Regions from separate parts of the Homo sapiens genome. Here region 1 is linked to region 2. Evidence: read pairs that join two places in POLR2A ChIA-PET (ENCODE). Cell type or tissue: Panc1. All regions are shown on one strand. Links, peaks and the distances in the headings refer to the core of each region. The heading gives the core; the rest is flanking DNA.

What was found. Peaks named below come from ENCODE experiments on the same cell type or tissue, not always from the same donor. Only the 100,000 strongest peaks of a DNase experiment are listed, where the experiment ranks them.
Region 1: POLR2A ChIA-PET joins it to region 2 with 13 read pairs; 2 of 35 experiments call an interaction of 5 or more read pairs at or near these places.

The regions. Positions count from the first base shown.
Region 1 is chr1:85,413,265-85,416,791 of GRCh38, forward strand. The region is part of intron 1 of DDAH1 (dimethylarginine dimethylaminohydrolase 1); the gene reads right to left. Among named protein-coding and RNA genes, the nearest start is that of DDAH1, 50 kb to the right of the region's middle. In Panc1, for the core only: no CTCF peak of the experiment used is centred there; no DNase peak of the experiment used is centred there.
Region 2 is chr1:85,654,896-85,661,447 of GRCh38, forward strand. ZNHIT6 (zinc finger HIT-type containing 6) reads right to left here. Exons shown (of 10, transcript NM_017953.4): 9 at 2,952-3,076. Among named protein-coding and RNA genes, the nearest start is that of ZNHIT6, 50 kb to the right of the region's middle. In Panc1, for the core only: no CTCF peak of the experiment used is centred there; DNase peaks (open chromatin) are centred at 1,541 and 2,179; H3K27ac peaks cover 2,500 bases.

The DNA.
Region 1 (3,527 bases), core at 453-2,952, 240 kb before region 2:
CCTATGAACCTGTGCCTTAGCACGTATTTTTTGCAGCTGCTGATACACTGAAGAGCCAAAGCTAAGCTTTGAAAGTTTGGATTCCTGTGTGTTGTGATAATCAGCTGGGGTTTGGAAATGCCTTCAAAAATCTAATGCTCTGGCCCTTTAACAAGGCTTCTGAAAAAACAATTTAACATCTGGAATCAAGTATTTTGTGGAAGTCCAAGACCAACAGGGCAAAGAACATTTCTTTCAGTAACAGTTAAAATGTGGCACTTCCTTCTCCTTCATCAAATAAATGGGTTTATTTAACAAAGATCCTGAGGTAGTTTATAATAAGTAAAATATGGCATAGAAGCAAGGTATAGAAAACAGGATACTCCAGATATTTATCACTGAAAGTCTTTCCTAAATATGCTGCTTTATTCTTCCAGCATCATTTTCTTTTCCAAAATTCAAATCCGAAAAACAATCGAAGTCAAGCCTTCTTCATTTAACCTTTCTAAGAGACTGCAGAGTGAGGATGAGTAAAGAAATTATAGAGTTCATCTTTCATCTTTTCCAACATACTTCAGAAGAAGACAAAAACAGTAACTGAATGTATGAATTTCTTAAGTCTTTGGGTAGCTACAGTAACTCATATCAAATGCAAAAACAGAAGTGGTTATATCTATTGAATGTTGACTAATTCTCTACAGATTTTAGATATTGTTTAAAACAACATATGAAAATGTGTTTCCTACTAAAATAATAACAGATGACATTTATTGTATGCTTAACATGTATCAGGTCAGGCACTGTACATTTAACTTTCAAAATAATTGTTATCCTTTTCTTCTTGTGATGAGTAATTAATACAGTGGTATGGTAGAACTGGCATAGAGAGAGACAAATAGAACAATAAAATAGAAGGATTAGAACCCAGAAACAGATCCACACATATATAGGGCTATAGCTCACAACAAAGAGAGCATTGTAGATCAGCAGGAAAAGGACAGACCATTCAATAATGGTGCCAGGAGAGTTAGTTCTCCATATACGGTGTGGGTAACAAGAAAAAGAAGGAAATTGGATCCCATCCTCACACAATATATAAGAATACATTCCAAATGGAAGTAAGGTCTTAAACATGAAAGGCAAAATGCTAAAGCTTTTAGAAGACAATATAAAGAAAGGATCTGACCACGTTAAAATTAAGAGCTCTGGTTCATCATCAAAAAGTACCACAGAGTAAAAAGGCAAGCCACAAACTTGGAGACAATCTTTGCAACACACACAATCAACAAAGGATGTTTCCAGAACATATAAAGAATTCCTCTGAAAAAGAGAAACAACTCAATAGAAAAATGGACAATTGATCGATAGGTACAGTGTTTCTCTTCCACTTTCTAAGAAATGGAGGAGAGAGATTCTCCTTTACCCACTAACCTACAATGCTCTCTTTGTCTGAGTTATGGCCCTGTACATATGTGTGGAGTTGTTTCTAGGTTATTCCTTCTATTTTATTGTTCTTTGAAAGTGGAGGAGAGACTCAAAGACTGCCTGGCAGATGGGATGTACTCAAACAACATTTGATGAATGAACAAAAACACAAATGGCCCATAAACATATGAAAAGATACCCAAGCTCATTGGTAATCAGGGAAAGAAAAATGAAAACCACAATGGTTTTGTTTTTTAAAAAATAGAAGGAAAATTTTAAAATCAAAATTTGGAAGGCCCCTGTGACTTTAACGAAAATCAAATATTTCAAGTGTTGCTTTTTTTTTTTTTTTTTTTTTTTTTTTGAGATGGAGTCTCGCACTGTCACCCAGGCTGGAGTGCAATGGTGCTATCTCGGCTCACTGCAACCTCCGCCTCCCAAGTTCACGTGATTCTCCTGCCTCAGCCTCCTGAGTAGCTGGGATTACAGGTGCCTGACACCACGCCCGGCTAATTTTTTGTAATTTTAGTAGAGACAGGGTTTCACTATGTTGGCCAGAATGGTCTCAAACTCCTGACCTCGTGATCCACCCACCTTGGCCTCCCAAAGTCTTGGGATTACAGGTGTGAAACCACTGCACCTGGCCAAGCGGCACTTTTACCCATTGCTTGTGAGAACATAAATGCTTGAAAGCTATTTCAGCAGTACTTACTATAGCTTAAAATCTTGTACACTTTACAAGCCAGCTCTACTTCTAGAAATCTGAGAGAATTTCTAGCACGTGTAACCTAGGAGATACATTTCAGTTTATTAATTGCAGGGTTGCTCATAGTATTAATAGCAAGAAACAATCCAAATATAAATCAGCAGAAAAAACTGAATATATTCATACATTGAAATACATCATACAGTAATGTTAAGTAAAATAAGTCACACAAAAACATAAAAAGTATGATTCTATTTATGCAAAGTTCAAAAACAGAAAAAAATGAAACACTATATTATTTGGGGGGAAATAGACAAGTAATGAAATAATGAAGAAAAACAAGGGAATAGGTTGACATAAAACTCAGACGAGTAGTTACCTCTGTGGGGAGGATTGTGATTGAGGAGAGGTTCACAGATGCCTTCTAAATTTTGATTTTTTAAATCTGTGTAATAAGTATACAGGTATTCATTTTATTTTCTTTAAACTTTTCAGTTGTTTTAAAACACTGTTCTGAATGTATACTTTTCAATAATTAAAAAATTATATGTCAGCTACATTTTAAAATGAATCAAATTCTTCCTGAATCCTACCATAGGAATTATCTACTTATATAAATTATATCATGAAAGCTTTAGAAAAGCAAATAATATTAAAGAAAGAAAAGCAAATAAAATAACCCCTTAATTTATTAATACTGATGCTCATACTTTTAGTTTTGAGTTTGCTTATGTTAGGACATATTTGCATATAATTTACTTCGAGGTATGAAAAAAGAATATAAATTTTTTGAATCTTTCACTCTAACAAAGTCTTATCACAGTCTTTGTGTGACTGTGATTTTGGTTTCCTTCTATATATAGTATTTGGTTTTTGTTTTTTTGGGTTTTTTTTTGAGACGGAGTCTCACTCCCGGGTTCAAGCGATTCTCCTGCCTCAGCCTCCTGAGTAGCTGGGACTACAGGCATCCACCATGACACCGGCTAAATTTTGTATTTTTAGTAGAGACAGGGTTTCAACATGTTGGCCAGGCTGGTATCAAACTTCTGACCTCAGGTGATCCAGCCACCTTGGCCTCCCAAAGTGTTGGGATTACAGGCATGAGCCACCATGCCCAGCCTACAAACAGTATTTGACTAGTTTGATTATCTGCAGGGAAATGTTCATAAAGTTCATAATATTCCCAAAGATAGTTATTTTAAAAACAGTTGTCTCTAGTTTCTGGAAAAGAAAGAATTTAGAATAGTGTGGTCAGACCTGGAGTGGATCAGACAACTGAACTGGTGCCTTCTTTTCTTTTTTTCTTTTTTTGAAACAGGGTCTTGCTCTGTTGCCCAGGCTGGAGTGTAGCTGCATGATCATGGCTCACTGTAACCTTTGCCTCGTGGGCTCAAGCAATCCTCTCATCTCAGTCTTC
Region 2 (6,552 bases), core at 357-2,856:
TAAAGCTCAGAGAGGCAGAGCAAATGCTCAAGGGACCACAGCTTATAAAAGCTGATGCTAGAAGCACACACCTGGAACTGCCTCATATTCCAACTGACAAGTTCCCTGGGGTTTGCTGTTGTACCTAGACTTCAGATTGTACCAGCAACCACAATGGTGTTTACTGAGCCCTTTCTAAGAGTAAGGCACTGAAATAAGTTCCATCCAAGATATCATCCCAATCTTTGTGAAATTTTATGAACTTTAGCAGTCCATCCAGTGCCTCCATGATATTAAAAGTTTTTTTCCTTCTCTGGCTGTCTCTGTACTTCAGGTAAACTCTATTTTAGCATCTATTGTATAATAAGTTTTACATGCGTGTTCCAGTGCCAAAAATCCTCCTCTCTCTCCCTGCAAAAGGAAAAGAAAGAAAAGAGAAGTAAGGAAGAATGAGGAAAGGTGAGCGAGGGAGAATGGATGAAAGATTTACTGGCCCAATAAGAGACTGATATATGAGTAGCTGCTATGCCAGGTATTTTCACTAATTCCAGTAATCAATTTTGGGTTGGATTCCTTCTCTAAAGGCTGAGGCATTTTCTAATCTTGAGTTACACTAGAACATCAAAAAGTTTATTTTGCTGACATTTCTAAATTAATAAAGATTTTTAGCAGTATGGGACATTTTCCCCTTTCTTTGCCTATTGAAGGTGCCCAGTTTTCTTCTTTGAATAGGGTTCCATTCTTTTTTCCTTAGATTGAAATGCAGCATGCTTTTCTCCCTCATCTAAATCTGCTAGTCTAATAACAGCCTGTGAAGCAAGTTACACCATTCTGAGCACTTCCCACTGGACTGATATAAGGTAGGTAATCAGCACTTAGCATCTCCAATCTAGTGGAGTATCTAAATAGCTCTATCTTTTCCAGTTAACCTTTTCCATTACTGAAAAGCAACAAACAAACAAAATCTTGGCTACTGCTGATTAATATAGGCAGACTCAAATAATTATGGCAATCTACAATCATAACAAATATTAGAACAACCATCAGGTGTGGGAACTACTGAATCCCAGACCAGAAACACATGTACCCCCAAATTAGGAAAGAGACAACTTGTACTATAAACTCAGGATCAAAATCCAACTTTTTTACCTCCAGAGAGGGAAGGAATTTCAAGGCTTTCCAAAGAAAATGCCCTCTTCTTACATAATCCCCTTCCCTCATCAAGGTATCACCCTGCAAAATATCTGATGCTGTGAGAATGTATAAAGAAACAGACACCTTGAAGTACTTACAGAAAGAAATGCATGTACAGGAAGACCTGGGCATTACTTTTAAGGTGTGTGTACTTACGATGTGACAAAACTGGTATGGTTTTAAAATCCTGTCAGATACTTTTAGTTCTTTGCTAACACAGTTCTAAATAATCCTCTGTACTAAAAGCATGAGTCATTTGTGTTCCTGTAAATAAGTCAAACATCATATATCCACCAGAAAAATAGCAAATTTTACTCAATAAGGCTCCCAGTACGCTAGTAAAGTAGTCTTTTCTTATTGCTTCATTACAGGAAGCCTTACTTGAATGTACATTCCTAAACAAGGTGAAAGGAGAGCTGTGTGTGCTGTTTATTTATACAGAAGATGTTTGCCCTAGCTACTAACCTACATTACTAAACAACTTTTCCCAAAACCAACATTTGAGAGAGCACTGTGAATTTATTAAGAAAAAAGCAACATAATACAAAGCTTAAACAAAGTGAAACTGGCCATTTAAAACTAAAATTCCTAATTTATTCTGAGAAAAAAATTCTCAAATTGTGAAAAATATTAATGTCAAGAATAAAAATAAGATTTAGAGGCCCATAATTTATTATTAGAAACATCATGTTTGCTAACTAAAATCTGGTTTCAAGTTGTAGCACTGATACAATTTTGGCCACTTTGGAAAACAATTTTTTTCTATTAATTTTTGCAAAGAAAAAACACTACGCACAACAGAGAATACCTTACAATATAGGTTACTGCATCTTACAGCCTGTAATGCTGGTATAACAATAAAACTTAAACTACCCATTTCAAATACTACTTAAAAAATAGTATCAATCCAAGACAAAGATTCTATGCTCCTCTGGAGTTTGTTACAACAAAACCTGGCCTGTATCTGTAATTCTTTTCGTTGAAAGTGCTATGTAATAGTTTTGGATTAAGGTGGGTAATCTTCCTCACTTCTTAAAGGTAGTGACTAAATTTTACTCATCCTCTAAAATCTTGCATTCAGAAGCACAGTTAGTTTACTTTAATCAGTAGTTACAAATATAGATGAGTCATTTTATGTACTAAACTTTTATGTACATTTTTTCCAGTTCTAGTACTTCCCTATATCACAAAATCAGAGAAACAAAATCAGAGAAAATAAAACCAGTGGGTTTAGAAAAGGAGATAAAGGGTAAAGGCAATGGCATTAACTTATTCTAAATGCTGCCAAATTTTTAAATATAATGTTCCTTGCAACATTTTCTCCTTCTATAAGGTAGGATACTAGGCTTTTTTTTTTTTTTTTTAACCATTCAACATTTTCATTGTCAACTAAAAATGTTTTGTAATCCCTCATTTTAGAAATGTCTAAAGTCTTAACTATGGAGTAAATGTACGTGATCATGGACAGTTACTTAAAGACTATTAGCTTAAAAAAAGACAAAAAAATACATAGAACCCCATGCTAAAAAAAAGTCCTTTTATAGCCATTCAATTTGATTTATTCACTTAAAATTGGTTTTATAAGATTATACGCTCTTAGAAACAGAAGAGTAGCAGCATTGCATTTACCTGGTTCTTCACATTAACTAGCTATACAGTAGATCCTGTAAGTGTGTAAATATAGTGGGAAAACACATATAAAGAAATAAGGGTGGACATATTTTGCTTTGGTTTCTCTAAAGCTATTCTAAGCATTACAGAAACAAATTTACACTTACCTTGGTGAAGAACTTTCATGTCATTATTGGATCCTTTCAATACCACATGTAATGTTGGATACTCAATGATCACTTTGTTCCTCAAATTGTCTAGGAGACTTTTATAAGGATCTAGTTCATAATATCTTATTAATAAAAAAAAACAAAAAACCAGGAAACACTCTTAATATTCAAAATTACTAATAGATAAATATATGAGAGTATTTTACATTAAAAATTTTTTAAAGGTGATGACAATTCAGTAGTTACTTCCTTATAGCATAGTAAGTTTAATACCTTCTAAGAAAGGCAGGTACAAGAGCTATTATTATAGAGGTTCTAAAACTAAATAAAAAAAAATCAAATATTCTGACATTAGGAAAGCTCTAAAACAAGTTACTAATTTTCTTTTTCTTTTTTTGATATGGAGTCTCGCTTTGTTGCCCAGGCTGGAGTGCAGTGGCACAATCTCGGCTCACTGCAACCTCCATCTCCCAGGCTCAAGCGATTCTCCTGCCTCAGCCTCCCAAGTAGCTGGGACTATAGGTGCGTGCCACCATGCCTGGCTAATTTTTTTTGTATTTTTAGTAGAGACGGGGTTTCACAGTGTTAGCTAGGATGGTCTCGATCTCCTGACCTCGTAATCTGCCTGCCTTGGCCTCCCAAAGTGCTGGGATTACAGGCGTGAGCCACCATGACCAGCCTACAAGTTATCAATTTTCATACCAAGAAATAGTTAAAGACTCTTATATAATATTTATGTTGGCCGGGCACGGTGGCTCACACCTGTAATCCCAGCACTTTGGGAGGTCAAGGTGGGTGGATCACCTGAGGTTGGGAGTTTGAGACCAGCGTGACCAACATGGAGAATCCCCATCTCTACTAAAAATACAAAATTAGCTCGGCATGGTGGCACATGCCTGTAATCACAGCTACTCGGGAGGCTGAGGTGGGAGAATCGCTTGAATCCAGGAGGCGGAGGCTGCAGTAAGCCAAGATCGTGCCACTGCACTCCAGCCTGGGCAAGAAGAGTGAAACTCTGCCTCAAAAAAATAAAAAAATAAAATAATAATAATATTTATGTTGTTATTTTTCTTGAATAAAAGAATGATGAGCTAACTATTTGAATTCCTCAAATATATTTATTTTGAGCCTTAAAGACAACCAATCACCTTATGACAATTTCTAGTAACATGGCAATAAAATAACTGGTTACAAAATTGGCTTTTGGAAAAAAGTCAATTATTCTAATTATAACTGGTTTCCAGAAATTTATATTGCCATGTAAAATTTAAGAAATACAGAGTTTATCGTGACATAGCTGCCAAATGTGTCACAGGTAATTAGATGCTAATGGTCATTAAAGCATGAAATTCTCAAATCATTACTTTAAAAAAATAAGTCTGAGGTGGCTGAAAATGCATCCCCAGAACATTCATTCTTGCTTGCTTTCTGGGGTGGGAGTGAAAGGGGTGGAATTCTAGCTAGCTCACTAGCGGGTACATATGAGAATATGTTGGCATGTTAATGTCATTTCATGTCAAAGAAGAAAAAGCTGAGAACATGTCAACCAGTCTAGTGCAGAAGTTCTCCAGCATTTTTATTCATCTCTACCAATGACAGGTGATATTCACATGCAAAACACATATCTCATGAGATCCAGCCTAATGGCTGTAACTCCATCCTTTTATCTCCTGCTCAAAAAAGCACACTGGAACACAAGTGATCAAGAGTGAGGTTATCATTGGGATACATTTAAATTTGCTGTAATTTTAAGAGTAAATCATTCACAAACTTTGGTATTTCTTAATTAGTAAAAAATTATCTGCACCATAATCATAGCTGAGTAAGACATGCAGGACACTCATTAAGAAATGTGATGTAGTGATTTCTCCATGTTCTGAGTTTGTCTCACGCAATCGTTTTCAAATCAGGAAAAATATAAAAGTGCTTAACAAAATGCAGAGCCAAGCTTACTAAAGTTAGAGAACAACTGTAAAACCAAAACTTTACTTATGCTTCCCTGACCACACACCCCAGCCTGGAATTATTCTTTTTAAAATTGCAGAATATTCTTTATGTTGAAAAGAAACTTGAAATGCAAAATACTGTTTTTCTAAACCAGCCACCTTAGTGCCCACAGATCATAGAATTCATACATTCTTTTCCCTGTGTGTAATGTAATACAGATGTACTTACAATACTTTAAAAGTGTTTCCAGCATTCAAGGATTAAATGCTTCACATCTTTTAAACATTATTTCTCTTTGAAATAAGCAGTGTTTTTTTCAAAGTTAGTAGCAATTATATAAAAAAGAAAAATGAGATTATATCAGATACCCAAGTAAAAGATTAACTTACAAAGTAAAATATAAAATGGTGATAACTAAATTTTTCTTGGGAGGAAATAAGACCTGGACTCTCAAACAGGAACTTTTCAAGTGGCATCCTACAAGCACTTGGCAATAACTTATCTTCTGTGCATTTTAGCTAAATCATAAGGCTTCTAATGAAAGGCATTTTTCAAATAAGGGAATGTTTTTTACTTGTTTCAGTTTTTGGTAAATAATTTTCAGTGCATATTTAATGTTTTAGGTATCTGATTTCTTTTTGTAATATTAAATCTTAATTGGGTTTCTCTAGATTTCCAAAGCTGAAACCAAGAAGCAACAAAAAGAGTTCTTCAAAGGCCACATGAGAATCAGAGCCTAAAATTATTGCTGATATAAAATATGTTCCTAGCAGAGGAATGTTCAGAGGTACATAAAAATTACTATGCAACAAGTTAAACATGCTTTGGATCCTAAAACTGTAATGATTACACTTATTTGGATCCTGAAACTGTAATGATTACACTTATTTGGATCCTGAAACTGTAATGATTACACTTACTTGGATCCTGAAACTGTAATGATTATACTTAAAAAAACTTGGTTCCTGTTTTACATGCTAAGCAGGCACTTAAAAAGCACTAAGGATGCAAAGATTTATAAGAGGCTTGTCAACTGATAAATTATTTTAAAAATATTTTATGCAATGAAAATCTGGTATGTTGTGTGGTTTTGATTAGAATCAGTGGATTTTATTTAGTGTTTAGCCTAAAATGTTGCAAACTTCTAATCAGCAATACGCTATTGAGTGTCAGTAAGCTTCTGGGCCACAGCTTTCCAACCTGTTAAATGAAGCGTTCAGATTTCACTAAATAATCTTTTAGCTGAAATTCTGAATTTCTTAGATTTTTCTACTACAAGTGGTTACTCTTAATCTACCATTAATATTTATCAGTAATTTAAAAGTAAATTTTGTAAACTGTTCATAAAGAAAGCCTATCAGACACATATGGGGTTAATATTTTATGGACTTGGAATTTAGTTAAATGAAGCAATAACTTTTACTGGTTGTTTGGGTTTGGAGTTTAACGCTGAGTTAAAGTTCCGGCTCCATCATTCACTGGTCTGTGATCCTGGACAAGTTACTTAAGTTATTTAATCCTCAGTTTCCATGCTTGAAAATGGGGATAATGACAGTATCACTTCAGAGAGTTACTGTGAGGGCTAAATGATAAAACACAGAAACTGCTCACTCATTTATTTAAGCCCTAAGCACATGTGTTTGTTTTATAT